Linked DNA regions of Homo sapiens: all the other regions are linked to region 3. Evidence: chromatin loops called from intact Hi-C (ENCODE). Cell type or tissue: mammary epithelial cell. All regions are shown on one strand. Each heading gives the region's core, and the rest is flanking DNA. Links, peaks and the distances in the headings are about the cores only.

The links. Peaks named below come from ENCODE experiments on the same cell type or tissue, not always from the same donor. Only the 100,000 strongest peaks of a DNase experiment are listed, where the experiment ranks them.
Region 1: it touches region 3 in a loop (4-fold over the local background); 14 of 110 quality-filtered maps call a loop at or near these places.
Region 2: it touches region 3 in a loop (9-fold over the local background); 5 of 110 quality-filtered maps call a loop at or near these places.

The regions. Positions count from the first base shown.
Region 1 is chr18:48,331,671-48,342,355 of GRCh38, forward strand. It overlaps ZBTB7C (zinc finger and BTB domain containing 7C), which reads right to left. Exons shown (of 5, transcript NM_001318841.2): 2 at 6,504-6,728. Among named protein-coding and RNA genes, the nearest start is that of ZBTB7C, 72 kb to the right of the region's middle. RefSeq lists enhancers at 2,899-3,399, 3,400-3,900. In mammary epithelial cell, for the core only: CTCF peaks have their summits at 4,864 and 9,048 (motif pointing right); no DNase peak of the experiment used is centred there.
Region 2 is chr18:48,033,077-48,043,761 of GRCh38, forward strand. It overlaps ZBTB7C (zinc finger and BTB domain containing 7C), which reads right to left. Exons shown (of 5, transcript NM_001318841.2): 4 at 6,824-8,047. The coding sequence starts at 8,031. Among named protein-coding and RNA genes, the nearest start is that of SMAD2, 110 kb to the left of the region's middle. In mammary epithelial cell, for the core only: a CTCF peak has its summit at 4,735 (motif pointing right); no DNase peak of the experiment used is centred there.
Region 3 is chr18:48,405,765-48,416,449 of GRCh38, forward strand. It overlaps ZBTB7C (zinc finger and BTB domain containing 7C), which reads right to left and starts at 3,619. Exons shown (of 5, transcript NM_001318841.2): 1 at 3,462-3,619. RefSeq lists enhancers at 1,900-2,519, 2,520-3,137 and a silencer at 4,408-4,787. In mammary epithelial cell, for the core only: CTCF peaks have their summits at 4,132, 5,114 and 6,798; DNase peaks (open chromatin) are centred at 3,587, 4,117 and 4,667; H3K4me3 peaks cover 3,224 bases; H3K27ac peaks cover 1,293 bases.

The DNA of each region.
Region 1 (10,685 bases), core at 1,769-9,768, 73 kb before region 3:
AATCTTTTTGCATGTGACCCTACCGTATTCTATACTGAGCAAATGTTCTGTACTGTCACTTTCCCGAAGGGTAAACCACGCTCCCAGGACAAGCTGTATATTATTGGCATAGAAAGGCTTAAGCTAGATAAACAAAGCTCTAATGGTGAAATTTCAGGGCTCAGCCAGCTGGTAGGAACATTTCCACTTCTTTTTTTAATCACTGAAATGTTCAAAGAGACACAAAATGTTTGTGTATGTTGTTCACTAAAATCTTTTATTCTGAAATTTTTTTCTGCAATATTTTGAAGAAAATTCTAGATATCATATCATGTTGTCTGAATTTACTTCAGTATATAACACTGTCACAGCATTACACATCCTAAAAAATTAACACTAATTCCTTAATATTTAACCCAATTCTCTCCAATATATCCTTCTACAGTAGGTTGGCTTGAATCAGGATTCAAACAAGACTCATCGATTGCATTTGGTTGGTGCATCTATTAAGATTCTCTCAGTCTATAACAATTCCCTCTTCCCCATCCCCTTTTCCCCCTGAACATCAGTCATGTTAGAGAAAGAAATAAGGTTACTGGTCCTGGGAAGCTCCCCACTGGTCTGAACTTGGTGATGGCCTTCCACAAGTCCTTGGCTCAGGTAGAAATTGGTAGTTAGAGCTATCACTTTATCAGCATTAGCTTCAGCCTCATGGCAAGAAAACATTATGGTCGGTGCAGTGTCCTCCCTTTCACATGGCAGCTGGCTGTCCCACTTGTAGCAAAGCATAAATTGATTTGGGGGTTTGGATGGCGGGAGGCACATCTTTTTGAGCAACTAGGTCTTCCCAGTGTCTCCAAAGTTATATTATATTCTAGAATTTGGTTCTAAATACATCTATAACCCAGGATTTGCTAATTTTCTAGGATTTCATGGAAGATGCTCTCCTACCATTCAGTTCCAAAATTCTATCAGTTTACCCTTTCCTAGTCTGTTTTTTGGTGACCTTTTACCTCTCCTTTGCTTTTTTTTTTTTTTTTTTTTTTTTTAAGAAAAGCCATTTTCCAATTACCAGGCAAGCCAGGGACCTCGTATTCCCTCCAGGCCAGCCCCTACCAGTGACTCCATGGGCTTAGCTAAAGTCCCAGGGTCTCAACAGTCCATGGCTTCCTCCCCTCATCTCTTACAAGACAAGTCAGAATCTCAAGGAGAGCAACAACACATAGTCGAACATGATAAATATGCATCCCAAATTTTTAAAAACCAAATTACACAAATCAAGCTTATTCTGAGAGGTTTGTTTTACCAGGGGTCTCTAGTGCTCCAATCAGCATAATTAAATAGTAAGATCTCTCTAGAATTGATTGTGGTTTTCACTTTTTTTTTCATCCAAGGACCATTTCAGCAAGATGATTTTAAGCTAATAAGAACCCCCAAATTAGAAACTAATTAAGGAGATGGAAAATACAAATGTATTTGTTTTTAGTCGGGTACTATTTTTATCAGAAGAATCATGAAAAATTAAAATTGTTAAATACTCATATGAAGGTTGTCAGTCAAGGGCAATGTAGCTTTCTTCCTCTCCCTGCTGCAAAACTTAAGGTGATATAGCAGAAGCTGTTCCCCCTGGGCTCCCAGGAAGCAATAAAGATACTAATTTTAAAGAAACAGAATTTATACACTGCCAGACTCGGTGAGGAAAGAGTGTTGCCATAATTCTCTCAAATCTTTAGCAAGTAAGATCCACAGCACCTTTTACTTTTAGAGCGCATGTACACCTGGAAACAGGATTAAATCATTGCAGTACAGACTCTCATGCCCATTTAATAGAGGAGAACATTAAGGTCTGGGGAACTTAAAAGAACTGCACTGGGTCACATAGCAAACTAAGAAAAAGCCAGGTCAATAACCTTATCCAAATGTGCTTGAGTTTGTGACACCCCCCTCTGCATTGTCCTCCAAATGTGCCATAGATCATCTTTTGAAATAGATGTTAAGTCACAGTGACACTGGTTTGAAGGACTCTTTTAGGATTCGTGACAGCCTTGAGAGCTTGGGGCCCAGGAGAGCCAGCAGGAAGCAGCAGCCAGCTGCTAAAGGGGGCGGGGGCTCTCCAGTCTAGAGAGGCAGGCAGCAACACGAGTGACCCAAATACCACTGCAGCGAGCATCAAAGGCCCATTAACCCAACCACACACAGTCAAATGTGGACCCAACCTTGAAAACACTGTCTCAATGCCCAGGACCAGAGAATTTCCATTTATCCTGCAGACTTTGCCCTGATTCCAGTGCAGCTTAAGCCCAGTTACTTTTCATGTCACCCACCTGCACCTCCTGATCCTACTTCCTCCACGCCAGGCCCAGAGGACATGGGATTTGCCTGGAGCCCCCATTCCCTATCACAGAATCCTCACCAGACCCAAGCCAGGGAGGCAAGGAGGACCTACAGGACTTACTTAGATCCATGGCATGCTCCCAAGTCCCAGGAAGGATGGATTATGAGCTTTCACAATAATCTAGGTGGATTCCAAACTCAGGAGGATTGGCTAGAGACCCCCCACACACAACAGGCTGAGGGAAAGTAAAGATGTCAGGGAAACCTACTGCTGCCACCAACACCCAGATCCTTCCCCTCTCCCAAAGGAGAACAGGAGGCAAGGGGTTAATTCAGAGGCACTCACCCCGGGGGATAGAGCACCTAGGGGGAGCACCTCATGGGAACACCTAGTTGAGTCCTATGGCAGCACCATCTGCCATGAGATGCCAAGAGAAGGGGCATCTTTTAAATCAAATCTGCAGCCTCAAACCCAGCTCCCAGACCCGAAAACACCCCCAGGTAGGGAACTAAGAGTCTCAATAACATTTGATAACTCTATAAAGGACCTTCACATACACTATCTCATTTGAGGCTCTGAAAAAACCCAGAAGGCAGGCGCTATTTAACTCATTCTTCAGATGGGGCTGGGCATAGGGCAGTGGCCAGAGCTGCCATTCACAGGACAATAAAATGTGTACTCCCTCCAGTCCCAAAAAGAACAGCCATATTTCGTGACAATAAGATCTGAACTCCCTACCCTAAGGGGAAGTTATTTGAATTTTTCTTTCTGGGAAAAGCAAGGGGACATGGTAAGGTAGGAACAGGCCTTTGTTTCAAAGACTGAGGCTGGGAGGCAGGAGACAGAGGGATGAAGGACATGGAGCTTTTAGAGAAGGATCCCTGGGTTGGATCCCAAGAGAGGTGGGATGACTTGGGACCTGGAGTGGCTGGCAACCCTCACTCCACTGGAGTGCAGTGCCTCGGTGCTGTCGGCCCCCTAGAGATGGTGGCCTGGGCACTCTAGCTTCCCCTGTGGCAGAGCTGGCATAGATAGAGCACCAGCTGGCTGCAGGGGGCTGCCTCCTCCAGCTGACCACACAGGTCTGGATAAAGGGGCACCACAGGCAGCTGTCACCACCAGGGGCTAAGGCCCAGGCCTCACCCCTCCTTATTTGTGCTGGCCTGCAAAGTGGCCCGGTTCTCATGCAAAGGGAGAGTGGAGACAGAACTACAGAAATGCCAGTTAGGAAACTTTCTGCCAAACTTAGCCAATAGGAAAACCCAAATTTGTTTTTATTTGATTTAGGAAAATAAGAAGAATTACTTCTTGAAATTGATCGTCACGGGGCAATTATTCATTATTTTATTTAGTCCTCATAGTTACCTAGCAAGATAGAATTTATTAGTTCCAATTTCAGGGAAGCTTCTGAGGCTCAGAGACCTTCAGGAACCGCCTGAAGGTCCTAGACCCAGCAAGCGGCAGAGTCCTGAATCCAGTTGCTGAGACCTGGAGTCAGGGCTGGTTCCAGAGAACATAAGTCACCATCTAGAATAAGTGATTCAAGATATCTCTTATTATTCAAGAGAATGTCCCCAGGGATTCGTTATAGACATTTCATAGTAAATCCTGATGTCTAGTCAGGATACCCCTGGCCCCTGGGTGCTCCTTGGCAAGATATTCTAGAGTCTAGATTGGTGCTATCCAACACAGTTGCCACTAGCCAACTTGAAATGTGGTTGGTCCAAACTGAGACGGTGCTACAAGTACAGAATACACTGTAGACTTCAAACACTTTGTATGAAAAGAATGTAAAATATCTCATTCATAATTTTTATGCTAATTACATGTTAAAATAATATGTTAGACCTACTGAGTGAAATGAAATATATCATTAAAATTAATTTCACTTGCTTATTGTTACTTTTTTAAATGCTGCTACTACCACATTTAAAATGACACACGTGGCTTGCATCTGAAGCCCGCCCCAGTGGCTATTGGGCCACCTCACTCCAGGTCACAAGTCTTGCCTTGGCTTCTTGCACACCCCTCCCCTTGAGTTGGAAGACAAGGAGTCAAGACTCTCCAAGCATTCGGAGAATGTCCTCTTTTCTCAACACTTCTCTAAATTCCTGGACCCACCCCTCCTGCCTCCAGTCTTTCTGTGTGCCCAGCAACTGCCAAAGCACTTAAATGCAGTCACCATTTCCGAGTGGTAGGGTCCACCTAAAACCACATTTTCTGTGGCCAGAGAAATTCTGATAACCAGTTTTCAAAGCCCAGGCCCCCAACCCTGTTAGCAGTCAGAATCCCTGGAAGTTAGAAGGCACTTCTCCCAGCCTTCCTGGCTCTCACCCCCCACCAGACTGTGAGCTTCTCCAAAAGCAGAATCACGGAAACAAGCTACATGTACCGATCACTTATTATGGTGCCAGCTGCTGTCCTAAGTGTGTTACATGTTTTACTTTATTTCATTCTCCCCACTAGTCTATGAGTGAGATAGTATCGTCCCTGTTTTTGAAGATAGAAGCTTGAAGCCTCCAGAGGCCTGACCAGGCTCCACACTCCCTCCCGTGGAAGCAAACTGCAGCTCATTCTCTGCATTTCCGGCAGTGAGCACAGTGCTCGGTGCACAACAGGTAATCAGTAAACATTAGTAACATAGGAGAAGAGCGCTTGACAGACCCAGTCCCTGGCTCTTTCTGGTCTTCATCAGGAGGCATGTTGCCCGTTAGCCTCCTGAGACTACAAACTTGAAAGTCCTCACCCACCTACCTCCAGGATTGGATATTTTCTGCCCCTACCCAGTCCCCCAGGATGCTCCCCAGCTTCAGCCCTGCCCAGGTCCCCAGCCAAGTCCAAGAAGTACAGACCACTTGCCCCACTGAGAGGTGGGGTCTGGGGATAGCCTAGGGCCAGTACATACAGGTCATATTTAAGCCAGCTCCCTAGCTCAGCCCCTCCAGTCATAGCCAGTCCCTGACTACCCCTTGCCAGAGACCCTGGAGCTCAATTCTTTCTCCATTTCCTTATATAGACAGGAGTCCAGTTCCGAGCCCACCTAGCACCTTTGGTTGATCCACTTCCTAGAGCTGGGCTCAGCTTTCTAGATTCCTTCTTCAACTTATCCTTTCTGCCTAATTTAGAACAAGGCCACCCAGAAGTCCTAATGTTCTGCTCCTCCCCATCCCTTGGCTCTGACCCTGGGGACCCTGACACTGGCCTGTACTGAAAAGGAATTTACCACACCCTCTTGGGCCTCCTGCCCCAGGCCACTGGCCCTTCTCCCCTTGCCTTGGTCAGTTTCCCAAGGCCCCAAGCTATTTTTGCCTCCACCCCAGCCTACCATTTTCCCCACGGTGGAAGTTGCCAGGGTGGTACCTCATATGACGCACACAGCAAAGACCAGAAAATCCATGGGAACAGGCTGTGCCATTGGATCAGAACCCACCTTTGGGGTCTCCAGCCTACTGGCTGGCCCCTGTCCTTCTAGTCTCAAGGCCTTGCCTTCTAGGCCCTAGAGACTTGCTTGATGCTTCCAGGCTTGGCTGACTTCCCTGAATCAACTGCTAGACCCAAGGTATCTGACAGGCCCCTACTGTCCTCTCCAGACCCCTACTCATTACCTCATCCACCTTTGATCATCTGCTAATTGCCTGGGCATTCTTGAAAGAATGGCAAGACAAAAAGCCTTCTGTTTTTAACAAGCAGGACTCATCCATCACCACACCTGTCATTTGACATATCTGAACCAGACCTAAAGGCTTCCCAACCACTGAGGTCTCCAGGTCTATTCCTCACACATCATGGACACGATGAAAGAGCTTCTTCACTTCTCGCTCCCTCTGTTTCTCCACTGGCATGAACTCCCTGTTTCCCACAGAAGCTGATGGGGAATAATGACTTCTTGATTTGTTACTCTGAGCTCCTCAAATACGACATGCTATGTCCATAAAGGCATCAGGCCTTCCCATAAGGCATAGGAAGTGAACCCATCTAATGCTAAATCTTCCAGTGCTTGGCTCCAGCAAGCACATGGGGCAGAAACTAATAACTATAAAGCATCCATCTATCATCTTATCAGGCCTTAGTGTGCTTTGTTTGCATAGTTATCTTCCCACAGGTTGACATTTTATGCTTACTGCAAGCTGATATATTCTCCTACCTGCCATATCATTCATAAAGGATAGACAAGCCTCAGGTTCATTACCTGTCATTACACCATGTACATGTCACCAGGGGCCAAAGCATTGATTCTTCTTGGATCTCCCCAGCAGTGCAGCCCCAAACGCCCAGGCTCCAGGTCTAATGGGCGTGGATTCTGCTCATGCCTCAGGCCCTGGGTGGACTCCACGCCATCACTTCTTGCTCTTGTGGCTGACCCACTCCTCAGGGTTGGACAGAGCTTCTGAGCTCCCAGCTGCTCAGAGGGGATCTGCAGGAAGAACAGAGGGCTCCATCACCCACCAGGGCCAGAAACACATGTCCAGGTTTTAGCTGTTCTCGAAAATTCTAGCCATCCTTCTCTTTCTCTTTATTATTAGGGCCTGCAATTCTTCATGACTATACCAACTCGATCTCATCCAGGGTTTTCACTGACAGTGTCCTGCCCACCAACCCAGGCCCAGGCCTCAACACACACACACACACCGCACACACATGCACACACACGCCCTTCATTCCTTTCTTACCTCAGCATATTTCATTTCATCTGCCTGAAAGACTCACCTTCTAATCCTGCATCCAAACCCTAGCCATCGTTCAGAGTTTAGCCCAGACTGACCAACAGAACCTCACGCTGTTCCATCACCCCAGGAAAGAGAAAGGAGATGCATGTTCTCGCATGTGAGATGTATATAGAAGTGCAAGGACACGTTTATGTGGAACATTCCTTAACTCTTCTATCCCAGATCTCCCAAGCAAGGCTTCTGGTGTTCTGTAGTTTGTTGGGGGGGGGGGGTCCAGGTAGGACACCCCACCTATGGCTGATGATGAACATCTTTTCATAGTTCGTCATCTCAGAGTGAGAGACAAAAGTGGAAACACAAACCTTGCTGAGATGAGGAACAGAGACACCGGCTCCACAGAGCCATCACATTTCATAGCCAAGATTGTGCCTTATGCTGTGTCAGGAGGGGCCAAAGTCCTTCTGGCTGAAGCAGCCTGCCCCAGCCTGGAGGTCTGCCCATCTCCGGACAAGTCCAAGGTGGCTACAGCCCTGCATCTCTGAGCAGGCACAGCCCCCATCTCTTGGGGGTGAAAAGAGTAGGCTCCTGGGGTACCCACCTGGCTGTGACTCTCAGCTCCACCCCAACCATGGGCTCCTCCAGGCCTCAGTGGGCCATTGCTGAGAAGAGACCGTGGCAGACGAAGAACATCCATCGGGACACCCAGCATTGCAGACAAGGGGAAGCCCCAGAGATAGGAGTGAGAGTGGCAAAAGAAGGAAGGGACACATATATAATGATTAGACTCTCTTCAAGCTGCTTTTGCATCCATTGGGGATCCATTTAGTTTCTCAGTAGCTCTGTGGAGGGGTGTTTGAAAGACTAGGAAACAGATGCACAGAGAGGTTGAGAAGCTTGCTAAAGATCACACCGTAAGTAAATGAAACAGCCAATTATCATTCTTTCCAGCAAGCTCCCTGGCCCTAGGTTAATTTCATCTTCCTTCCAAGTCACCTCAGGGGTGGGGGATGAGTGGGAATGGGAAGGAGGAGGGGGACATTGGCCTGTTTGCCCTGCTATGGGGGGATGGGGAGAAGAGGAGAACAATCATGCCTTTGGATTCTTCCCTCATAGGAGGGTCGAAGAGGAGAAAGCACAGAGATAACAGAGTGATAAATAAGAAAGACAAGAATGTGGAGGCTCCTAGTTAACAGGAGCGGCTCAGGCACAAAGAAATTGGCTGCGATAAACAGCCACTGCTTTGGGAGAGGCTAGGCTGACCTTGAGCCTCCCAGCAACTTGGCCCTCTACAGCTCACACTCCAAGTCACTTCTCTGCAAAGCAACAGAGGTTAGAAGCCCCTTCGAAAGAGCAAAACAACTATTATTATCTCCAAAAGGCACATATACATTTCATATACTCTATGTGTGGAATATATTCTTAAATAATAAAAATGAAAACAACTCATAGAAGTCTGCCCATTTGACGAAAGATCTCAGTTGCTCCTGGACAATGGGATTCTCTGCTTGATTCCAAAGCAGCTCTTCTCATGACATAGAGAAACTCACAACCTAGGACATTCCTACTTAGCAAGGAAAGGCAGGGCCAACCTCCTTCTGGAACAAGTAACATAGGCCAAAGGCCAGGAAACCCAGGGTAGGTAGCAGATCCATAGAGTTTGGCAGGAAAATAACTTCAAACCTTAATGGCAGCCATGTAGCTCAGTGCAGCCCTAAGTGCCCACCTCTAGTCAACAGAAGACTAGATCTCCAGACTTCAGGCTCAGGGAAGAGCAGAAAATCTGCCCCTGGCATCATCGCTCTTTGTCCCAGGCTGTCCATGGATCCTTGTTCAGCCTTGGGACTTTCAGTGAGCCCTGCTATGTGCAGAAGATGCCATGGGGGAAGGAGAAGAAACTACACTCTTAAGAAGCCGGTCACCATCCCACCCCGACTGGCTGCAGGTCACCTGGCAGCTGTGGCCCCAGAGGCAAACAGCTACAGCACATTCATTTTTGTTGGCGTGGGGAGGGTGAGGATAGGAGCTCTTCCAAGCTCTCCTGCAAGTTGGGGTTGAAACATATTCACAGCAGATGGTGCTGTCGCCCTCACTCCGGGATTCTCATTCCTAATTATCTGTGCTGTCAGCAAAACAATTAACCCTCAAAGAAAAACTGCACCGTCCACTCCCAACCATATGAAAAGGCAATTTTTTCCAAGGACAAGGGACACTTAGGGCAGCCTTGCACTTGGTTCTGGATCTCACCACCCTGGGTGATCTCGCCATTCTTTGACCTCTGCACTCTGTCACAGGCATTGCGGCAGCCCCCCTCCTCTGAGCCTGCGGTTCCTTTCTCATAAAAGAAGGAGGTGAGTCTGTTCCCAAGGGCCCCCTTCAGTACCACAGTGCCACCACTCTACAAGCCATTTCTTTTCATCTGAATTTTCAGTTCCTTTGGAGCTGGAACTGAGTTTCTGTTTGTTTCCTCATTCGTTTGCTCACTTGTTTATTTACCCCTCCATCCATCCATTCTGTGATTTTGGATTTATCATGTTGTTCCCAGGAGATACAAAGACAATATCTGTTCAGCCTTCTTGACTACTTCTTGGAGCTCTTTTCCCCCGGAGATGTGGGCAGAGGAAGGAAGGATAGGATAAGGAGAGGTGGAACTGCCAGGGGCCTGAGGATGTAGCCCTGGCTCGGTCTCAGGCTGTAGGAGGCAAGGCCTGTGGCTGCATTTGGATTCTCTCTGAAGATTTAGCTGCAGAAAAGCAGCCTCCTCTCCAGGGAGCTGAATTTAGTGAGGAAGCCACTTCAGTCCCCAGGGAAGACCTGCAGAGGTGTGATCTGAGGAGAGCGGACAGGCTCCCACCCCATCACCCATCAGCGAGATAGGTCTTATTCGCCACTGTAGGGCTGGTGACAGCACAGGGCCTGCCCTTGGTAGGTGCTCATTAAACATCTGAGGCATGAGTGAATGACTCTCCTTAAAGGAGCTGTTGTAAAAGAAAGGAGAGTTTTCACAGGGCTACAGCATGCCGCTTGTTACCTTAGAGGCCTACTATTCAAAGCCGGGATCAGTTGGTCTAATTCACCCATCATCATGCACTGCCATGGAAAAGAACACAAAATGAGCAAGAAACTGTGGAATGATTCACTGTCAATGCTGAAAGAGCCCTCAGAGATGGTGACATCCAGGGCCACATTTTACAAGTGTGATCTGGAGATGTTGAGGGGGAGATGGAGAGAAACCCTGCCGTTGGTGGGGGGCCTCCCTCCAAGGCCTCACTCTCGTTCCACAGACTGGGGAATGCATGATGTAGAAAGGAAAAGAAAGGTCCATCAGGGCCATTGTGGGGCTCAGGCAGGGACAGTGCCCTGGGCACCCAGGAAAGAGGTGCAGAAACTGGATAGGGGCTGGTGGGATCAGGGAGCTGGGACCCCTCCCCCGACATCATATTTCCCAGTCTAAGCCTTGTGACATCTTTCTTCCCTCTCCCAACTGTCTACCAGAGCTTGCCCCCTCCCAGTGCCCAGGAGCACAGGTTCCCATGCCAGCTCATCTGCATAAAGGGATTGTGTTTATATTCAAAGTGGGCTGCTGCCCACTCAGAAGCTGCCCACTCAAAGGCAGCACATGTGACTGCACCCCCTGCCCAGAGCCCAAGTGGGACTGATGCCAACGTCTGGCTGGAGACATTTCTAAATATGAGCTTGGCACAAAG
Region 2 (10,685 bases), core at 1,669-9,668, 370 kb before region 3:
TGCTGGGTGGCTTTAGGCAAGTTATTTAACCTCTCTGTGCAGAGCTAAACCTAGGACCAGACATCACTTCCCATTGTCCAGGGCAGATGGAGAGAATCTGGGTTTGCGTGAGCTAGATTCAACACACTTGGTGTAATTTCCTCACTTGGACACAGGCAGAAAGGAGGCTCAAAGAAGTTAAGAGCTTCCCAAAGGTATACAGCTGGTGGGGGCAAAGGAACCTGGGGGGCTACCTGGCTGTGGTTTGTTTGTAAGCTATTCTGGGGATGAGAAAGGATGGATTTTCACAGCAGGGATTCCCAACCTGAGGCCTAAGAGGACTGCTGCAGAAAGGGCAGACCAGAACAATCAAGAGAGGGCACCGGTAGCCAGCTTTCTGCCTCTGTGGCCAGAAGACTGGGGTATGCCAATGGGAGGAACTCAGCCCTAGGCAGGAGCTTTCCCTAATGGAGACATTTGTGGGAATGGGGGCAAGGGGTGGGAAGAGTAGGCAAAGCTCATGATAAGCCAGTGCTGGAAAAAACTTCAGAGGATCATCTAGTTTACCAGGCATACTTTACCACATTCTGATTCATGGTCTGAGTCAGTGGGCCCAGTAAGTGACACTATTAGCAGTACACTTCTCAGGACCTTGAAAACACTGATCTAATTACTTCCAAGATAAGGAAAGAAAGGACCAAAGAGGGAATGGTGTTCTAGGGCCACACAGCCTCCTTCTTTACACTGACCTTTCCTGTGGATACTGTGACGTGCATTGGAGCTGGAGGTGGTGCCGGGCACACTCCAAGAACTAGATCAGTTCCCTTCCCTGGTCTGGGCCTTAGTTTCCTGATCTCTAAAATGCGGGTTGGGCTGCATCCTTGGGGCCTCTAGTGCTCCATGAGTGTATGCATCTGGGTAATGGGCTTCTGCCAAATCTCCTTCTGGAGTCTGTTTGGCTGGCTGGCTTCCTTGCTGCTTCACATATTCAATCTGCCTGTGGAAGCAGCGTGAGTTTAGCTGGAATATGTTCTAGCTGGAATCTCAAGAGCTGAGCTCTTAGTTACTTCTCTGTAGGAATGGAGGTCTGGCAGTTCCACTTAAAACTTCCCAAGGCCCCCTTGTCCAATGGCCTGTGTGCTCACTTACCCCTTAGCATGGCTTTCTGGGCTCTTCACAAGCTCACTGCCATCTCCTCTGCCAGCTTCCTGCCTGCCCCCCATGGTACGCTGCCCCACACTCTGGGCAACTCTGCATCTTTGAACACCTGCAGGTATGAACTGGACTGCCGGTCCCCCAGTGCACAGCCCACCACATTACAGGGTGGATGCCCTGTAAACCCTGGCTCCTTCCCCGTGTGTGCATGTCTTGTGCTTGGACACTGATGCTCTATCCTTAGGGCCCTCCCAGAAGGCCAAGCCCAGAGCCAGGGTGCCCCTTCCTCCCAGCCCTCTTCCTCCCAGCCCTCCTCCTCCCAGCACTCCTCCCTGCACGTGGCATGGAGTTCTGGTACCTGCTTTGATGAGAACCTGTGGGATGCTCTTTCGTACTCTGCACAACACACAACACTGAATGTAGATAGAGAGGAGGCTCACTGCGCGTTTGGTGACTGACTAGTGGTGCCAATTTCAGAACTCTCCGACTACAAATCCAACATGCTCCCCTCTGGCCCTGGTCCCCTTGTCTGCCATCTCGTTCCATCTCTCTGCATCAGGGACAGCCAAGGACATATGCACCCAAGCCTCGGTCTACATGCCTCCTTTCAGCCTGGAGAGCTCATCGTCGGGAAAGTCATGTGAGTCCTCATGAGCTCATTCCCAGAATCAAAGAAAAGGGCTGTGGGGCCTTGGCCTGAGGTCTGTGGCCTCCAGAAAGGCTCCCAATCAGGATAATGCTTTCCCAGCAGCCTCTACCTGGACTTCTTGTAACCCGATGGTTTGAGACACACTCTTCCTGCTACCACTGCTAATGCCATTACATTATCTTAATAGGGTTCCCAGAGCTGCCAGGAGTGGGAGGACTACAAAGAAAATAGAGGGAAGACAAAAGCCAGGCTGCTGGCTTATCTGGAGAGCAGGCAGCTGTGGGGGCACAAAGGTGGTCAGCATTCGGCTGGCACTGGAGGAGGCAGGTGGAGACTAAAAGGCACAGCCTTCGGGGTTCAGCGGAACTGGAAAGCGTGCCTTGTCAGAGAGTGACTGCGGTGCAGAGGTCGTCCATCCCCACCCAGGACGGTGTGCTCTATGGGACCTCTGCTGTCTCTGGGCCAGTCTGTTTTCATTTTGCAGTTTCTTGCCTTCACTACTGTCCCCATCAGGCATGGCTGGGGCATCTCTGGGAGCCAGGCTGTGACAGGATGCAGGGGCTCCAGGAGGGAGACCAGCCAGCCATGCTCTCTAGGAGCTACTAACAGAAGGGCTGGGGGAGGCAAGGGGCAAGTCTCTATGGCCTGCAATCAAGGACCCATGTGGTGGGAATTAAGAGGCGGAAGATGCACAGGCTTTCACAGGGCCCAGGGCCAGGCCCAGTTGGCAGTGATGGCTGCAGATGGGGCAAAAAGGTGTGCGGGGGCCACCTGGACCTGGGATGTCCGTGGGCAGGGAAAATACCCACCAAGCATAGCAGTGTCCCTGTGCATGAAGACAAATGCTTTATCTTCCTGAGATCACATGCTCCCTGTTCTTCTAGGCCCTTCCTAGGCATCACCTCTGGCCGAAGCCTGCCATCCTAACCTTTGGCTCCTGGCTTCCAGACTTTCTGGGAAGAGAAGGGAAAGGATTCCTGATGAAGAGGATCTAAGGTAATCTTGGTCCAGACTGCCTCTGCCCTATGACCTGGAGCTGTTTCTGTGTCCCAAGTCAGACCTGAAAGGGACAGGAGCTGCCTCTGTGGCCAGCACAGGCACAAGCCTTTCCCAGGAGGAAAACGGTGTCTTTGAACTAAACCGAGGGAGTGCACAGGCAAAGGGAGCCCAAGTGGCTATGGGGTGACCAGAGCTAGGAAGGGACAGCATGGGGCCAAAGAAATAGTTTGGTTGATGCCGTTGAGGCCCTGCCTAGGGAGATTTCATATTTGGAACAGATCAGTGGTGGGACACCTGGTAGGACTGGCTGGAATCTAGAGCTGCCTCAGAGGTGAGGTTCCTGACACCAAAGAACAGACAATACCATTGTGGGGCGGCCTCTGTCCCTCCTCTCTAGACCCACAGAATGACAGCAGCAGGCAGGGCCTTAGGGGTGAAGGGGCTCTGCTGGAAGGATTCCCATGTCCTCCCCCTGGGTTGTGGCTGCTGAGGTCATTAGTACGTCCCCGTGGGGTGTGGACATTCTGGGAGCTGGCATCTGGGAGGCTGTGACTCAGAGCCTGGGCTGAAGGGCTACCATGCAGGGGAAGGGCAGGCCTCTCCAGCACCCCATGGGGTGGGGCGGGGAGGGTGTCACAAGACCCTGAGCTCTTCCCAACATCAAGGAGGGAGGAAATGGGGCTTTGCCAGGGCAGAAGCTCAGCTGTGATGAAGGAAAGACTCGGGTTCCAGAAGGGGAAATGGAAATCATGTCCGAGAGAAGGACCTGAGGGCAGCATGTCTGGGTCCTTGCTGCGGGGACAAGAGTGACATGACAGGGCCCAGTCTCAGGAAGTGGCGTGGCCTTGGAAGGGAGTCTGGGAATTCTGCGTCAACGAGGCAGCCGTCTCTGCTCTAAGTGGCTGCTGAAGAGCTTCCAGGTGGAAGGGGCAGGTGTTAGGAATCGCGTTGGGGAATTCAGCCAAAAATAAGGTCCCCGTGGAAAGGCTGCAGGGAGCCTTGGCCACAGGGAGAATTACAGGAAAACCTCAACCTGGACAGACCACGCTTGGGGCTCTTCAAGCACGGAAAAGAATCCTTGCCGGGCAGTTCCAGAGATGGGGTGAGAAGCAAAGGCCCAGTGATTCTGAAGAATGTGAGGGGGAGGAGAGTGGGGAGTGTCCCACAAGGACAGCCACAGCCCACAGTGAGCAATAAAGCCTCTGAAGGGAGGCAGGCTGGAGCCATCTCCTCCACCCTGCCTTTCCCCAGCTCGGGGTTTCTCTCCTCCTGGGAAGAGAAGGACCCAAGAGCTTGTCTGATCTTTTTCGGGAGGGTCAGAGACCAGTGGGAACAAGTGGTGGGGGTGCTGAGGGGGCTGCAATGCAGCAGCTTCAGCTGGAGACAGGCCTGGGGCCAGATGGCCGTCATTCTGGAGCAGGAGGAACCCAAGGCCAGATGGCTGGATGACCAGAGCTGCCCCACTGCCTATCATCTGGCTGGGAGTGGGGACTGCAGACAGAGAGGCCACCCCAAGTGACCATCAGGAATGTGCTGGGAGGGAGGAACCTGGAATGTCACCCTCCTATACAACACAGCACTGCTGCCCAAACCAGGACGCCCACTCCCAGAGAATGTCCCAGGGTCCAGAGGGTGAGAAGTCTGTCTGCAGTGACTACGCACGGTTAAAACCTTCCCTTAAAACAGGGTGCACAGACTGTCCAGACCTGGCGTGGACCTCACAGAAGGCTGTGCGTGGGGAAGGCCCAGAGGAAAGGGAGTGGGGAAGAAGGGAGATGGGGTCTCAGGGTGCCAGCAGGGCCACCGTGCGATATCCTGAGACACAGATAGATCCTTTTGGAATTGGAGTCACCAGCCTCGGTCTCCCCTGAAGGGAGAGGTGCTCCTGTTAGCCATCTGCCAAGGGGGCAGGCATGGGCAGTTAGGGAGGCAGAGCCTGCGTTGGCAGGAGAGGGCGCTCCAGGCTGATAACATGGCTGGCTTTCCTGATCTGGCCTGTGAAGAGCTTCCTGGCATCCTTAAAGTCATATGCAGGGGCTGGGACTCTCGGGCTGAAGCCAGGCCCCCCGTGAAGATGGGTGAGCTGTACTTGAATCTGGCTTTCACACGGTGCTCTGGCTTATCTCCCTCGGTATTCCTGTGCTTTTGCCAAGCCTTGTTCAGGTGTTCTGCCTGGTTCTGTGGGGCTAAGGTGAATTCAGGAGGAGGTAGGGGGCAGCATCACCCACGGTGGCATTGGGGTGGCAGGGCTGTCACTGAGGGACATCCAAGGGGAGGTGAATCTCAGGAACCTTGGGTCCATCTGCTCTGGGGAGTAACAGGAGCAGGGCGCCCTGCTGTCAGCATTGCCGGGTGGCTGGCCTAGCTCACTGCTAAGGGCAAGGGAACACATCCTGGGTCTGTGAGGCCCTTCCCCTCTGCTCCTGCAGATTCTCCCTCTACTGTCACTGGAAGCACCTGGGACAGATGCTGTCTGGGGTTCCCCTCACAGAAGCAGCTGTGAGCAGGACCCCAAGGCCACCTTGGAAATAATCAGTGTTTCCTTCAAAACAGTCCCCTGAGGAGCCTGCAGAGCTATTTCAGCCACACCAGTGTCACCTGAATGGATTTCTGAAACTCTTCTCTGGCAACTTCCAGTAGTTTCCAAGCAACCCAGAAGAACAGGTCTCATGACTTTAGAGGACTCATCTTTTTTTTTTTTTTTTTTCCTGGAAAAGCATAGTCCCTGATTTGATATCCAGTCTCATTCACAACCTTGCACTGTGTCCTTGGGCCAAAGCTTTGGGCCCACTGAGGAAAATCAAAAGAATGAGCTGCCACCAATTCCCAAAGATACATCTCCAAGAGGAAGTGGGGCAGCAGCACCGCCACCGGAACAAGTGTGGGTCTCTCAAGGTGAGTTCTCTGAGAGGGACAGTGGCAGGGTGGGGAAGGGACCTAGTCTAGTAAGTCATGTTCACAGGGCAGGCATCGCCAGGCTCTGTACACACAGGATACACTGAAATGACCAAACCCTGATGCCAGGCCACCCACCAGAGCCCTCCCCACCTGTGGACATGGCTGAAAAGATCAGCCTCACACCAGGAACCAGAGATAGCACCAATGGGCCGTATTTTCCAAAAGTGAGGCCTAGCCAAAGCTGGCAGTGGGCAGATCTGACCCCACGTCAACCCGCCAATCAGTTTTGAGTACAAAAGTTGCTGTGCAGAGTAGGCATATAACATATGTTTGCTGAATGGGACAGAGTCTATGAAAGATGAAAGGTTTATAATGTATTGATTTCAAATTTCAAATTTTATAACAGCATAAAGTTGTCCCCCTTCCTTAAATGGAAAGGCAAAGAGGAGAACATAAAAAGAGGCCCAGCCTTTAGGTCTGACCCCAAAATGATTGAGAGGACCTACAGGCATCTCTGCAGTCTACTGGTCACCGGCTTTGCTATTACACAGAGGCTGAGATTCCAGTCTCAGCTCTGCCATTTTCCAGCTGCACACATGCTTGGTCAGCTAGCCACTGGGAGATGTGTCATAAACAAAGTCAACCACGTCTCCCCATCTTCCCAGGGCCTAGCTGTGGTAAGCATGTACTTAAGGTGCCGAGGACGGCCCCTGGCATGCAGAATATGCTTAATAAAGGTCAGTGGCTGCTTCTCCAAATCAAACAAAGGGGCGGCACTCCATCTGGGGAGGGCCATCCATTCAAACTGGGTTCCACAAATTTACAGCTGGAAGGAGAAGAGGAAGCCAAGCAACCAAGGTGCTTGAGGCGCCTCACTTCCTTCCCAGCCAGAACAGCCCTGCTCTTACCTGCTTCATGTCATGGGCTTCCACCTAATATTGTATCTGAGAAAATACTGCAGCCCCTAAAAAGGGCTTGAAAGTCACAGCACCAGGTGATGCCTAGCACCCCTGCTAGCCACGAGCCTGCATGTGTGTGGGATCTATCTGGGTCTCTGTCTCCACCGCCAGCCTCCCTGCCCAACTCTGCTGTCCCCCATGGCCTCTGGCCCCGTGCCCCACACCCGAGGGCTGCCATGCGCACCTGGTGAAGCGGACCTCGCAGATGGTGCACATGTATGGCTTCTCCCCGGTATGGGTCCTCATGTGCCGCGGCAGCTTCCCGGCCCCCATGATGACTTTGTGGCAGATGGGGCACTGCTGAGAGGCCTTGGGCTTCAGCTTGCGCTCTTCTACCAGGGGCCAGGGTGGGAAGAGGCCTCCCAGGTGGGTGGCACTCAGGAAGTTGAGATAGGCACCGTAGTCGTTCTCCGCCTTGATGGGTCCCAGAGGCCCCCCCGGCAGGTCAGGGAACATGTCCTTGAAGAAGTCATTAGGGAAGGGTGGCGGTGGGGGTGGGGGCAGCTCCTCCTTCTCCTCCTCCTTGATCTTCCGATTCTTGATGACCAGATCCAGTGGCCCACTGTCCATGGGCTGCTCAGGCAGCTGGGCAAAGGCACCGAAGTCCCCTGGCCAGAGGTGTGGAAAGAAGTCCGGGGCGAATGGAGACAAGGAGGGTCTCCTGTCGGGGATGTTGGCCTTGGGGTACAGGTTCTCCCTTAGCAGAGATTCGATGGAGAAGTCCCGGATCACCCCCAGATGGCCAGGACTGCCAGCCTGGAAGGAGTCAGGGAAGTCCCTGGGGGTGTCTGAATAGGCCTTCTCTGTGAGATGGTCTGTCTTGGAAGGGCTTTGGTGGCAGCTGATGTCCTGGGGGTCAGGCAAGTTTTCTTGGTCAGCAAAGTCCTCCGTGTCATCATCGTCATCCTCCTCCTCTTCCTCCTCCTCCTCTTCGTCCTCCTCATCATCATCATCTTCGTCGTCGTCATCGTCCTCCTTGTCATCCTCCTCCCCCCCGTCCCCCCCAGGCTCCATGATCTCCAGGCACACGTTCACGATGCACTGGATCTCCAGCATCCTGGCTGCGTTGAGGATGTGCTTGACATTGCCAGCGGTGATGGTGAGCGTGGAGGTGTAGGCGAACTCCAGGATAGCAGCCAGAGCCTCAGGCTGGACAAAGTCGATCTCATAGACGTAGGGCTGGCTGGCTAGGGTGCCGGCTGTGAAAAGCTTCTTGAAGTACTTGCTGCAGGCAGCCAGGACGGAGCGGTGGGTCCGATACTCCTGCTCCTGCACCACCAGGAGCACGTCACACAGCAGGCCATCGTGCCGTTGCTCATTGAGGCTGCACAGGACCTCACTGCTGTGGTTGGGGAAGGGAATGCCAATGAGCTCATCAATGTCATTGGCCATGTTCTCAGCCAGAGCCCTGCAGAGACACACAGAGAAGAAGACTGGGTTAGTGAGCGTGGCCCCAGGAGGGGTCTCAACTCTAGGACTCTGAGCCACCTCCTTGGCATAAGGGCTCCCTGTCCACTGCAAGGCCAGTCCTCCTACCTCTTAGCCTTGCCAAATCTCACCTGCAATTCACAGCCTGGCTTACAAGCTGGGGCTTTTCTCTGGACCCCTAAGACTCTTAGGGATAGGCTTCTCACTGGGCAGCTGGTGTCAGCTACTCACCAAAGGCTGCAAGCCTTCTCTCAGGCTTGGTGTTACTGATTTCCACTTTGCCAACATGCAGTTGCAGAATACAACTGCAGGATGAAAAGCCTCATGAACCTAGCTGTTGCCTTGGCTGCAGGAACAGGACCCACCTCTGTGGGGCAAGGACCTCTCAGTGCTTCTGCTGAGAAGATGCTCTGATTTGTCTCACAAATCCTCTGATTCTGTAACAGACTTACACTTTGCACTGGCTACTAGGAAGCTTAAAACAAATTTCGTGGCCCATTTTCAGCAAGTAAATGGGGGCCTTGTGGTATGTTTTGCTTCCTGACCTTACTCGTTCATTGCAGTTGAAGTTTCCTTCCATTTGTAAATCTTGATCCTTTTTTTAAAAAAAAAACACTAACTTCCTATATGTGTATATCTGAGAGTGATTTCACCTATAAATATTTAAATTCAATACAAATATAAATGCAATATTCAATATAAATATAATGCAATATAAATATAAATTCAAGTACATTGTTAGTTAATTTTTCATGTCTAAATTCTGTCAGCCTCATGAAAATATCAACCCCTGTGGTGAGAAGCGTCTTCTGAGACACCTTATCATTGTATATGTTATACATAAAGTATGGCCAGTGGCAGCCACCAGAAGAAAGCAGGGCACGACAGGGGACAACTGGCATCCCTTCCTTTCAGGAAGCACAGCTCACAGCCCAGGTGAACACAGTCAACTGGGACAAAATGTGGCATCTGCCAGGGCAGGTAGGGGCGTCCAAGGAGAGAATATAGTCATGGGTTGTTTGTTAGTTTCTGGTTGGGCCAGTAAAGCCCCTTCCTCATCCCTCTTTTCCACTTATCACTAGAGACAGAAACTAAACAAACACCATGGCTTCAGGCTGCTAAAAGCCTAAAACAAAACAAACAACAAATCAGAACAACAACAACAATAAAATAAGGTGGGTTGGACAAGCTTCATAGGGCTCTTCTACTTACAGCAAAGCTTCAACATGGCTCATCTAGATAAATCCTAGCAAAGCCCTGGCCCTTATCTTGGTACAAATAAAGTGGGGAGAAAACAAAAAGGAAAACAAATCCTAAAGCCCCACGCCCCAGTGGGAAGAGTTCTGGAGATCCTTACACATTTATCTTCTGGATGTTTCTGTCCTGGGAAGGCAGAGGCAGGGGGAGGGGAGGAGTGAGAAGTATACGCTCATAAAGTGTGAGTGGGCACTGGGAAGGCAGCAGGCATGGAGGATGCTGGGTGCCCCTCCGCTGCCCTCACCTTCTCCTCCACCATGGGGCAGCCCAGGCGTTCCCTAAGCAATCCCACTGGCCAGGTGTTCAGGAGGCTTCCCAGAGCTAAGGCCTCACTGCTTTCCCACCTTCTCATCTTTAAAAGGGCCAGAGACCCTGGCAGTCCATGCATTCATTCTCTAAATATTATTGGGTAGTCTCCCTGTGCCAGGCTCTGTACTGTACTCTGGGGATGCACAGAGAACAAATCAAGAAGGCCTCTGCTCTAACAGAGCTTAGAGGGACATAACAACTGCAATAAAAATGTACAGCAAGATTCACCAAACAGAGTATACAGATGGCAGATAAGCCATCTAATCTGAAAAGATGTTCAATATCATGAGCCATTAGGGAAATTCAAATTAAAACTATCATAAGACATCACTACATACATAGGATAGTGGCTAAAATAATAAAAAAATACTGATAACACCGAATGCTGGTGAGGATGTGGAGAAAAGGATCACTCGTATATTGCTGGTAGGAATGTAGAATGGTACAGCTATTCTAGAAAATGATTTGGCAGATCTTAAAAAACAAAATATGCAACCGCCATATGACCCAGCAATTGAATTCTTGAGCATCTACCCCAGAGAAATGAAATCTTATGTCCATGAAAAACTCATACACAAATGTTCATGGTCACTTTGTGCACGATAGTGAGTAACTGGAAATAACCTAGACATCCTTCAAAGGTGTATGGCTAAACATTGTGGTACATCCATGCCAGGGAATACTATTCAGCAATAAAAAGGAGTGAATTCTCAATATGTGCAACAGCCTTGATGAATCTCCAGGGAGTTACGCTGAGTGAAAAAAGCCAATCCCAATGGGTTAGATATTGCATGATTCCATTTATATAACATTCTTGAGATGATAAAGTTATAGAAATGGAGAAGAGATGAGGGTTGCCAGGGACTAAGGAGGTGGTGGTGGTGGGAGGGAAGTGGGTGTGGCTATAAAAGGGCAACAGGAGGGATACTTGTGATGGAAATGTTCTGCATATTGATTATACCAGTGTTCATATCCTGGTTGATATTGTACTATGGTTTTGCAAGATGTTACCACTGGAGAAAATGCGTAAAGGGTACATGAGATGTCTCTGT
Region 3 (10,685 bases), core at 1,018-9,017:
GCACACAGGCCGGGGTTCACTCCTGTACCCTCCCTGCAGGATGCTGCACACAGGCTGGGGTTCACTCCGGTACCCTCCCTGCAGGATGCTGCACACAGGCCGGGGTTCACTCCTGTACCCTCCCTGTAGGATGCTGCACACAGGCCGGGGTTCACTCCGGTACCCTCCCTGTAGGATGCCGCACACAGGCTGGGGTTCACTCCAGTACCCTCTGTGTGGTTCATTGATAGGTTTTCTTCCAGTGGGACACAGTCATCCTGGGGAGAAGTCACTGCTATAGATGGTTCCAGACCCTTGAGTCTCTTCTTCCCAGGAGGGGAGGATGGGTTATAAATAGCCTGGACTCCTTCAGCCCTACACAGGCACAGATCCCACACCCCCGCCCCAGCCTCAGCCAGCTGGTCCTTCCGCGCCCAAGTTCCCACAGCCTGCTATGAGAGGGAGGACAACTGCCCACCCTCGGTGGGGGCAGGGAACAAAAATGCCCTGGTGACAGCCTCCAGTGAACTGTAACTACAACCCCACCACTCCTTCATACCCCCTTCACACCGCCCCTGCTGGAGAGGGGTGAGAGGCCGGTAATATTACTAGGGGGTCTCTTATACCCTGGTCAGCCCAGGAAGCCCAAGTTGCGTGCTGAGAATGTTAATTCAGTGGGAAAAGTTATAGGAATAATACTCTCCCCGTCTCTCTGCCTCAGTTTCTCCCTCTGTAATATGAACAAATAGCTGAACTATCTATCTTGTGGGAATGCTGATGAGATTAGCATGCAAAAAAAGTGAAAGGCATCGTAACACTGTATTATTATCAGAATATCAGACATTGACTTCTTCTGTAGGACCCCTAAACACAGGAGATGTGGAGTAAGGGGGCACTGATTTCTATCTGTTCATGAAAGCAGAAGAATTATACCCGGCAACTCTGCACTAGCCTTGAATTCTTGATACTCTGTGTCCTTGAAAGCAATCAAACTTACAAAATATTCTCTCTTGCAAGTCATTTCTGACTAATACAGATTGACACACATTGCATCCAGCTTATTTTCATAAAATTCTGCTGGACTGTATATGACATTATAGACTGAAATCTAGCATCGCCCTAGAGTATTATGGTTTTGGAGGAAAAAGTTCACATAACAATCACTCTGGTTATCATTCAATTCCTTCCTGCTCATACACACTGGTACAAAATAAGTGGCTAAAATCAAAGTGGCCAACTCGTAGTTCTTTTTTAATTTAGACACTTTGTTTGCTCAATAAAATACAGAGTAAAAAACATTTACTGAAAACCCACTCATTGATGTTTAATGGCTGTGTCAAATACTCATAACAACATTTATTCCAACACCCCCAGATAATTGCTCATCTTTCTCATTTGGTATCCACAACAGCACAGCATTTGTGTCCAAGTGTAATTGATCCAAAATTGGGCTCCCTTTCAAAAATATCTGTAAAATCTAATTACCAGGAAAACAGAGTTCTGGCATCCTATGGAAAGTGGGTGCTTCAGTGAAAAAAAGCTGCAAATTCTTCTTGGCTAATCAAGCTGCATTGTGTTACAAAAGGAGTTTGAGGAATTTGGGATAATGAGGGAGCAGGAAAAGTTGGGATAGTGTCAGACTGGACTTTGCAGTGACAGTCCTGGTTTTTTTAAGCCAAGGGCACGGGACGGGAAATATACCACATTCGCTGGCAAGCATGGATTTAGAAAGTACCAGATAAAGAGGCCATGATGGGCTTGGGGTGTGGGGGTGGCATTTCTGATCTCAAGCCCTACCAGGCCTTGCCCAGGGAAGTCTCTCCACCCTTGCCTGGAAGGCTGATGTCATTTCTAGTCTCACTGGGCCTCTAGCCACTGTAGCAGGTCACTTTCCTTCCTTGGGCCTGAGTTTGCTCATCTGTAAAATGAGTGCTCCTAATATCTCTAGGGTCTCTTTCAACTTCAAAATCCTATGACCTTCTATAAAGCAAAGGGCATGCTTTTTGCTCATGTACTTGTGGGGGCAGGGAGCGGGAGCCACCGGACCAAGGAGAATGAAGGACTGAGAGTTTCCACCTCTCACGCAGTTTTGTACCTAGTTTCAACACCCGGGTATCTGGCCCGCTCTGGGAATAATGATTTCTTTCAGCCCAGGACGACCTACCGAGGTGTTTCTACCTCGCTGCCCTGGATTCCTCAACCCCGCCAATGAAGAACAGGGCCAAGCCACCGGACTTCTCGGAGCCTCTCTCCCAGGTCTGGGCACAGTATATCTTCTTTTAAGGGGTCTTCCCTTCCCACTCCCACTCCTCTTTCTGTCCTAGAAGCACCAGAAACTCCGGCTCTAGCCTTGCGCATGGTCCAGCGAGACTTCCCATACAGGCAGCGCACGCCACCCACCCCCAGCTCCCCTCGGCCTTGCGCCCGCGCCGCGGAAGGTTGGGTACCAGCCTCCACAGCTTTGCAGATTGCAAAGATAACGGGAGCTGCCGCTTCGCTTTTCTTTGGCTCCTCCTGGCCTTCATCCTAGTAAAACCAGACAAGCAACCGGAAAAACAAAGCAGCACAGCGGCCAGAGACAATTCGCTTTCAACGGAGCAAGAGACGTACACACCTTGAGAGAAGACGCACGCAGTTCCCGTGCGTGTCGCTGGGAACAGACCTCGCACTACCCCGCGCGGCGACAGGCACCGGGCCAGGCTCGGCTTCACTTGTCCGAGGCTTGGAGGAACTGTGTGCGTGCGCCCATTTCCCCCAGCTTCCCGACTTGACAGCAGCAAGGATCTTTGAGTCCTGCATGAGCGACACCTCGGGCAAGGACTGTACTCTGCTCAGATCTCATCGAGAGGTGCTGGATCCCAGCCTTTCCAGCTCATTTTCCAATTTTCAAGAAAAGACAGCGCGAAGTGAGACTGCAAAAGTCCCAGGAAAACGTCACTCACCAAAACGCTCCCGCGCCTTCCAGGCAGAAGTGCGGTAAAACTTTTGGCAGAAACCACCTGTGGCTGCCGACGGGCCCGCCCCGCTCGGGCCCGCAGGCGCCGCCGAGCCCCGGGCCGCACGCGCCCGCAGAAGTTCCTTTCCAGCCCCGCGCGCCACTTCGCTCCGGGCCGCGGTGCCAGCCAGGAGGCGCGGCGCCCGCTCGCTGGCTCGCTCTCCGCTGGCTCTCCCCTCCCTCCTTCCCTCCCTCCCTCCTCCCGCCTCCTCCGTTGCATGGCTGCCGCACGGAGCCCCTGAATAGCCACCGCAGCCCCCCGCCTCCTGCCCACCGCGCGGAGGGCGCCCCTGCTCCAGCCGGCGCCCCAAGGCGCGCGGACCGCCGGCCTCCTAGCAACGGCCCCCGCAATCGCTTTCCGGCGCAGCCCAAGCAAAGCCACCCGCCCGCCGCCCCGCGACCTCCCGAACTGCCTCGGCTGCCGAGGTGCTGTGGAGATCGCGACCCCGGCAGCCGGCGCCCGAGCCCGGCGCGCGAAGCCGCTCACCTCCGCGCGCCGCCGGCCCTGCGCGCCTCCCGCACTTGGCTCCGGGACGCAGTCCTGGCGTCCTCCTTCGCCGCCGGTGTCCGCCGGTCCCTGCGCGCCCGAGCCTCGCCGGCCGCGCCGCTGTCAGAGTCTCGTGGCGGGGCTGCGCCGGCGGGTATGGAGCTGAGCGGCGGCAGCGGGCGAGCGGGCAGCTCCTCCCTCCCCGCGCCGCGCCTCCGCCCTCCCCGCGCCCCGCCTCCCGCGCCGCGGCTGTCAGCCCCGCGCCCCGCGCCCCGCGCCCGCGCCGCCGGCTCGGGGGGCGCACAGGGCTAAAGGGCCCGGATGTGTGCGGTCGCCTGTCGCTCGCGCCCGCCCCCTCCCCGCCGCGCGGCACATGCACTTGCTGCGCCGCAGCCCCCGCCCGGCTCCGCTAATTTCTATTTTGACAGTAACTGTGGCGAGTGGGCGGCGCGGCGGGGGGCGCCCGGGACTGGCGGAGGCTGCGGGCGGGAGTCAGGACCCGACGCGGAGGCGGAGTGGGGGGGCCGGGCACCGCCACCAACCGCTCGGGGCTCCGCGTCTTTTCTCTTTCTTTCCTTTTTTCTCTCTGCCTCCTCCAGGATTTAAAGGGACAGCCCCGGCAGAGGCGAGGGGGCCAGGCGGCCGCCGTTTCTCCGGTCTCCTGACGCCCTCTGCGGCCCGGCCGGACCCGCCCGCACCCCCAGCGCAGGCTTGGGACCGCCGGGTATTTTTAGGTCCACACCCGACCCGGGGCAGCGGTGCGGCAGAGATGGGCTCTGCCGACCCGGGGCAGCGGTGCGGCAGAGATGGGCTCTGCCGCCCCGGCGCACGGCTATTTTTACAGAGTCCGATGGGGGAGGAAATAAAACAACTCGGCAACTGCTTTTCTACCCGAAAGTCGGGAGCAAGGAGTGGGGGCGAGAAGTTAAGTTTCCCAAATGCTCTCGGCACTCCAGCGAGCGCACCAAGACGCCTAGCCAGCACCTGAAACCGCAAGCTTGCCGCACCCCGGGGCGCCGAATCTCAGCGGGCAATCGCGCTCGGCGGCGCTGCGGCCCGGAGTCCCCACCCCTCTGGAGCCTTGGGCCCCGCACTCCGCACCCCACACGCCGGGGAGCAGCCGCTGGCCGCCCGTCACTCCCCGGGTCGGCCTGGAAGGCGGCCTTCCGAAGCGTCCAATCACCGCGCAACAATGCCAACGGGCGGGCCCGGGGAGGGCTTGTCCCCGCCCCGTCCCGCCGGGCCCCGCCCCCTCGGAGTCTGTCGGGGCAGGAGAATCTCGCTGGGACGCCGAGTGCTCAGCGGTGCTGGAAGCCACGAAGGGCCAGTGCGAGGGGAGGAGGAAGGGTCCTGGCCCTGGAGAGGGCGTGAGCGTTCTCGGGCGAGGCGACACTTGGGCAGATGTTCCCTCCAGCTACGGGCCGGGGAAACTCGAGCTGGCTTTGCCTCCTACCTTTTTGCAGTCCACCCCTCTGCGCTCCAGACAGACATAGGAACCCTCGCCCTCCTTGGTAGTACATCGGAGGCAGCACCCTCGCACGTCAGCGGGTCCTCTCCGGGGCTCCTCCCTCAGAAGCGGGAAAGTTTGTCGTCCTCAAACTCCTACCCGGCTGCGCTTATCTGAGGCGCACCTGGCGCCCAGGAGAGGCGAGATGGCGAATCCCGGCCGCCTAGTGCCCATTCTGGCTACGGATTAATAAAAGGGCAGTGGGGCTGCTGCTGTGTCCTTTAATGCTGAAGACACTGGATGACATTTTTTACAGAATTCACAAAAATAAGTTTGTGAACCTTTGGTGCCTCTTCCTAATATCACTTATTGGGATTTTTTTTTAAACCATTTCATTCATTCGTGTAATAAACGCACATTGCAAGATAGTACGTTGGGAGTAGTGAAAACAAGGGAAAACGGGCTCTGGAATAGGATGTAAGAGTGGAAAACTAGATATGAATAGAGGGATCTGAAACGTAGGGTTTGGGTACAATTATGTCACGTTTAATTTGCCAAAGAGATCTGGTTTTTCCTACTAAGTAAATTTCACCAAATGAACAGTTTGGACAGCCATCTTATCCAAACTATTCAAATGCACATGTAAATCTAGGATAGTCTATCGTGGAACCTAAGGTATGTTCAGGCTCAGGATGTCAGATTTCCAAGTTGCTAAAGCTTCCAGAATGGCAAAATAATATATCTCGCTTTCAGCAGCTGTGGCAGCCACTGCCCTCTCATATTAGGTTTGTCTCTCTGTTAAATTAAGTTGCCTGTCTTGCTTCCCTTCATTAAAGGGTTTTCAGTTACTTGGAATGCTGCTGACCCAGCTGATATGGCCCCGCTTCTAAGCCATAAGTCTGGCTGCGCCTCATGCCAAGCATGCGGATGCATTTAGAGAGCACCTAGAGGATCCCAGCCCTGCAAATGCCCAGACACCTGCAGGAAATAGAAATGTAGTTCTGGGGGTGAGGGCAGCTACAGCCATAAAAAGGGCATTTAGGTTGAGAAAAGAGGGATGTGGGCAGTAAATTAGACTCTAATAGTAAAGAGTCTAGTAAATAGTAAATAGACTCTAATATAAATGTGGCTCTAAATCAGAAAGTTTCTCCTCTCTTCTCTGGCTCAAAGTAGATGTTCTATAGCTTTAGCTCATGGAATAGCGTAAGCATGGAGATCCAGTGAGTGCTGTAAGATTTATTTGCAACGTACTAGTTTGGATGTAAGTGCAATGGTAAACGTTGCTTTGCAATAATTAATAGAATTTACTGCCAAACTTTAACAGTTATCAGCCATGTATCCTAGAAAAAAAGCATGTCATTCAACTCTCTAAAGCCTCCATTTCCAAATCTGTAAAAAGGGAGATAATAGTAGGTCCCTTTCTACTCCATAGAGATGCTGGAATGGTCGGGTGAGAAAAGGCGAGGGCAAGTGTTGCCCCATGAACAACATTCATTAAGGGGTTACTGTGTATTAAGCACTGTAGAGCACATTGTAAATTGTCAATATTAGTTATGGTGATAAACTCTAAATAAATTATCTGAGAATTGGGATCAAATTTTTACCTATTTCCCGAGGATGTTGAAAGACTGATTCAAGAAAAAAGAGGGGAATTAACATTTACAGAGCTCTTTCTAGATTAGAACTTACGGTTTCCATTGCTATATGTTTCTCATGACAACTGTATGCAATATATTTTGTTGTAACCGTTTTATAGATGAAAAATCTGATATCAATAGTGGTGGTAATGGCCATGTTGCCACCGCTGGGTAGTGTCAGGGGCAGCATTTGGATCCAGGTTCGTGAGTTCAGAAGTTCACGAGCATCCTCCCCTGCGATGCTGCCTCTAGAGGAGAAAGAGGGAAGAGGCTTTGAATAAATCAGAGCAGAAGAGAAATTCAAGGAAATCATGGTGTGTATTACCTACCATAAGGCAGACTGGGTGAAGTGCCTTCCTGGAAAAGGTAGCACTGGACTCAGTCCCTAAGTTTGCATGATATTTTTTATTTTTTCTTAGTTCGTTTTTTAATTTTTATTTTGAAATAATTTCAGATTTACAGAAAAGTTACAAAGATAATATAAAGAATTGTCATATATCTTCACCCAGAATCTCCATGTGCCAACATTTGCCCATGTTTGCTTTACCCTGCTGTTTCTTTGTATATACATATTCTTTTTTTCTAAACTGTTTGAGCATAGGCTGAAGATATGATGTTCCTTTACTGATAAATTCTTCAGTGAATGTTTTTTAACAATGAGGACGTTCTTATATAATAATCAAAATCCAGATCTAACCATAGATACAACACTATTATCTAGTCTGAACTATATTTAGATTTCACCAACTGTCTCACCAATAGCAAAAATGAAAAAATAAGTAAATTCTAGGCAGGATTCAATTCAGGATTGCATATTGCGTTTAGTTATCATATCTCTTGGGAGAGTATTTTTTATTTTACTAATTTTTCTTTCTCATTTTAGTGGCCATACATTTATAGCCCATATGGGATGACAAAGACTTTCTCCTTGACCACACTTGAGGCAGGCTCCTTTGAGGCTTCATTTCCACTGGGCTCCCACCCTTGGGCCCTCTCTTCAGCCAGCCAAGTCCAGTTGTAGAAAGAATCCTTCTAAGTTAGTTTAGTGAAAACCCCCCTGACCCTTGATCTCCGAGCACCCTGGCCTGCCTTTAGCAAGAATCCTGTTAGGTTAGTCCAGCAAGAATGCACCTACCCTTAATGTCTCCTCTTAGTAATTTTCCATCTATCGACCCCCTTACTCTGTACCTTGGCTATAAATCCCCACTTCCCCTTGTTGAGCCCAGTCTCTCCCCGCCATTGCAACACTCCTATTGCAATAGTCTTGAATAAAGTCTACCACTTCCCTACCATTTTTACAAGTGTCAAAGTAATATTTTCTTTAAAAGGGCCAAAGAAAATATAGAAAAATCAAAACTCACTTGTAATCACTCACCAGCTATAACCAACATTAATCATTAAAAAAAAAAAAAAAGTACATGTGTAATCCAACCATACAACCACCATTCCCTTCCAGGGGCCAGCTTCCCCTAGAAAATACCAAGAATATGGAAGTTCTACTTTCTGTTCCTCCTGAAGTTCTTCCTCAGTGTCCAGCATGATCCTGCTGTCCCTAGCTCAGCCATAACCCACCTCACCATTTTGCTCCTCACCCCAGACTCCAGTTACCATCTCCCTCAAGAAAATGCTGCATCCCCAAGAGCCCCCATGAAGAAGCTAGTGGAGATAGGCCATGCCTCTTCTATACACCTCTTTTTTCTTTGCCACACCAGGGCCTACAAAGGCTCTACTAGATAACAGATTTCACAAAGGGTTTGGAGTAGCTCAAGGGAATTAGAATGTAACACTGGACAACTTGAAGCTGTGCATGAGATATGACTTCCCTCATATTCCAGAGAAGAGCAACCAGGGGTTGAACTCTCCATACAGGATTACTTGATGGTACACCCCTGCTTCTAACCTGGCTCCCCAGCTTTCAGGAGACCTTCTTGCCTCACAGGCAATTCATCTACCTTTTGACATGACTCTCCACAGGAGAGAACCAACCCCAAATCTCAGGAAAGGACTTCTCTGGGATCCCGCTCCTTCCTCCTTCAAACATGCATTTCCTAAGCCTCAGTCATCTAGTCACCTAAAGAAACACTCTGGGGTAGTTGGCTGGTCACCAACACAAATGTTAATGGTGACCATTGGCATCCCCAGTGCAGCTGAACAGCTAAACCAGCCAGGGAAGGTTGGGTCTACAGGCAAGTCCAGCCCCCTTCAAGACTGCCCAGCTGTCTGAGTTATAGGTATGCCTATGTATTCTTCCAAATATTCAGCAAGTAATTGTTGAACCAAGTGTCTACACATGTACACTTCAACACACTCCTTCCAAAGACAATTCTCAGAGATGGAGAAAATTCACTCTAAATCTATGAGGATCACAATTTGCTAATTATCTCAACTTCTGCAAAATGCAGTCGTGTTAGTTCCTTGCCTTCATCTTCCTTCCCCTGAATTTATATTGTCTAATTGTCCCTCTCCCCTCCTCCCGTGAGAATAAGGAATGAGAATCACTGAGTTAGGGACCCAATGGGGTTGCTCTTGGTCAGCCAAGCACCTGGTCAGAGCTGTGCAAGGCTGAGGGTGTGATTAAACTTTCAGCAGAGAGGCCTGGCCACACTCAGAGGTTGTGTAGAAGGAACAGAGGGCTGCTTTTATTCAGGATGTACAGGGAACCAAGCAAATATTAGTTGCAGAGTACCCGCCTATATAAAAATTTGATTTTAAAATGTGTCACAAAATTCATGGCTCATATGAAGTATCATGATTTAACAGTGAAGACTTAGAATAATGAGTAGAAAATATGTATTTATGTCAATACCACCAGTTTGTAGTAAATTTTTTTTTTTTAATTGACAGAGTCTCACTCTGTCTCCCAGGCTGGAGTGCAATGGTGTGATCTTGGCTCACTGCAACCTCTACCTCCCGGGTTCAAGCGATTCTCCTGCCCCTGCCTCCCAAATAGTTGGGATTACAGGCATGTGCCACCATGCCCAGATAATTCTTGTATTTTTAGTAGAGATGGGGTTTCACCATGTTGCCCAGGCTGGTCTCAAACTCCTGACCTCAGGTGATCAGGTGATCCACCTGCCTCAGCCTCCCAGTGTTGGGATTTCAGGCATGAGCCACCATGCCCAGCCAGTAAAGATTCTTTGTAATGTCCAGGCACTTTCTCTTTCTGTTCTAGTTCAGAACCCATTTTTCCTTTTTTTTTTTTTTTTTTCATGTTTAGTGTTGTCAAATGCACTATTCTTCAGTAACTTTCTATCTCCTACCTTGAGAAAAAGTAGTAACACTGTTATTATTCATAATGTCGTGGCTCTTTAGAACCTGTTTGTATTGAAACAATATAGCTTTCCTTGCCTCTGCAGTTGCCAGCTACCAATTGCTCATGATGCTGCGTCATAAATCCAGCAGTCCACGAATACTGGCTTCTGATGACTCTCAAAGGTGACTATGCTTTGCAGATGAGGACCTCAAATGCAAGTCTTAGCCAGAGTATGCAGGAAGGGGTTACCAATGGTTTAACCTCTGTTCATGTTAAATTTACCATTTGGAATTATGTAGAATAATATAAAACCACACATCTTCTACCTATGTCTTCTCTTAAGCTCTTTAGGCTGTAATCACTGTATTTCTAGAATGTGGTCTCTTTTCATGTTGGCCAAGACCCCTATGTACTGGGTTGAACAGTGTTTTCCCAAAACTCATATCCACCTGCAACCTGTGAATATGAACTTATTTGGAAATATTTGGTCTTTATAGATGTATCAAGTTAAGGTAAGGTTATGCAGGATGGGGGTGGCGTGCCTACATCCAAACAGTGGTATTCTTATAAGGAGAAGAAAATTTGGAAACACAGAGACACACAGGGGACATGCCATGTGAAGACAGAGGCAGCTATTGGAGAGATACGTCTACGCGCCAAGGATCACCAAGGATTGCTGGCAACCAACAGAAGCTGGAACAAAAGCATGGAACAGATTCTCACTCAGAGCCTCCAGAAGGAATTGGTTCTGCTGACACCTTGAATTTGAACTTTTGGCCTCCAGGATTGTGAGAGAACAAAGCTTTGTTCTGTTTAGACACCAAGTGGGTAGTAATTTGTTGTAGCAGCCCTAGAAAATGAATACACCCTGCTTTCTACAGACTCAA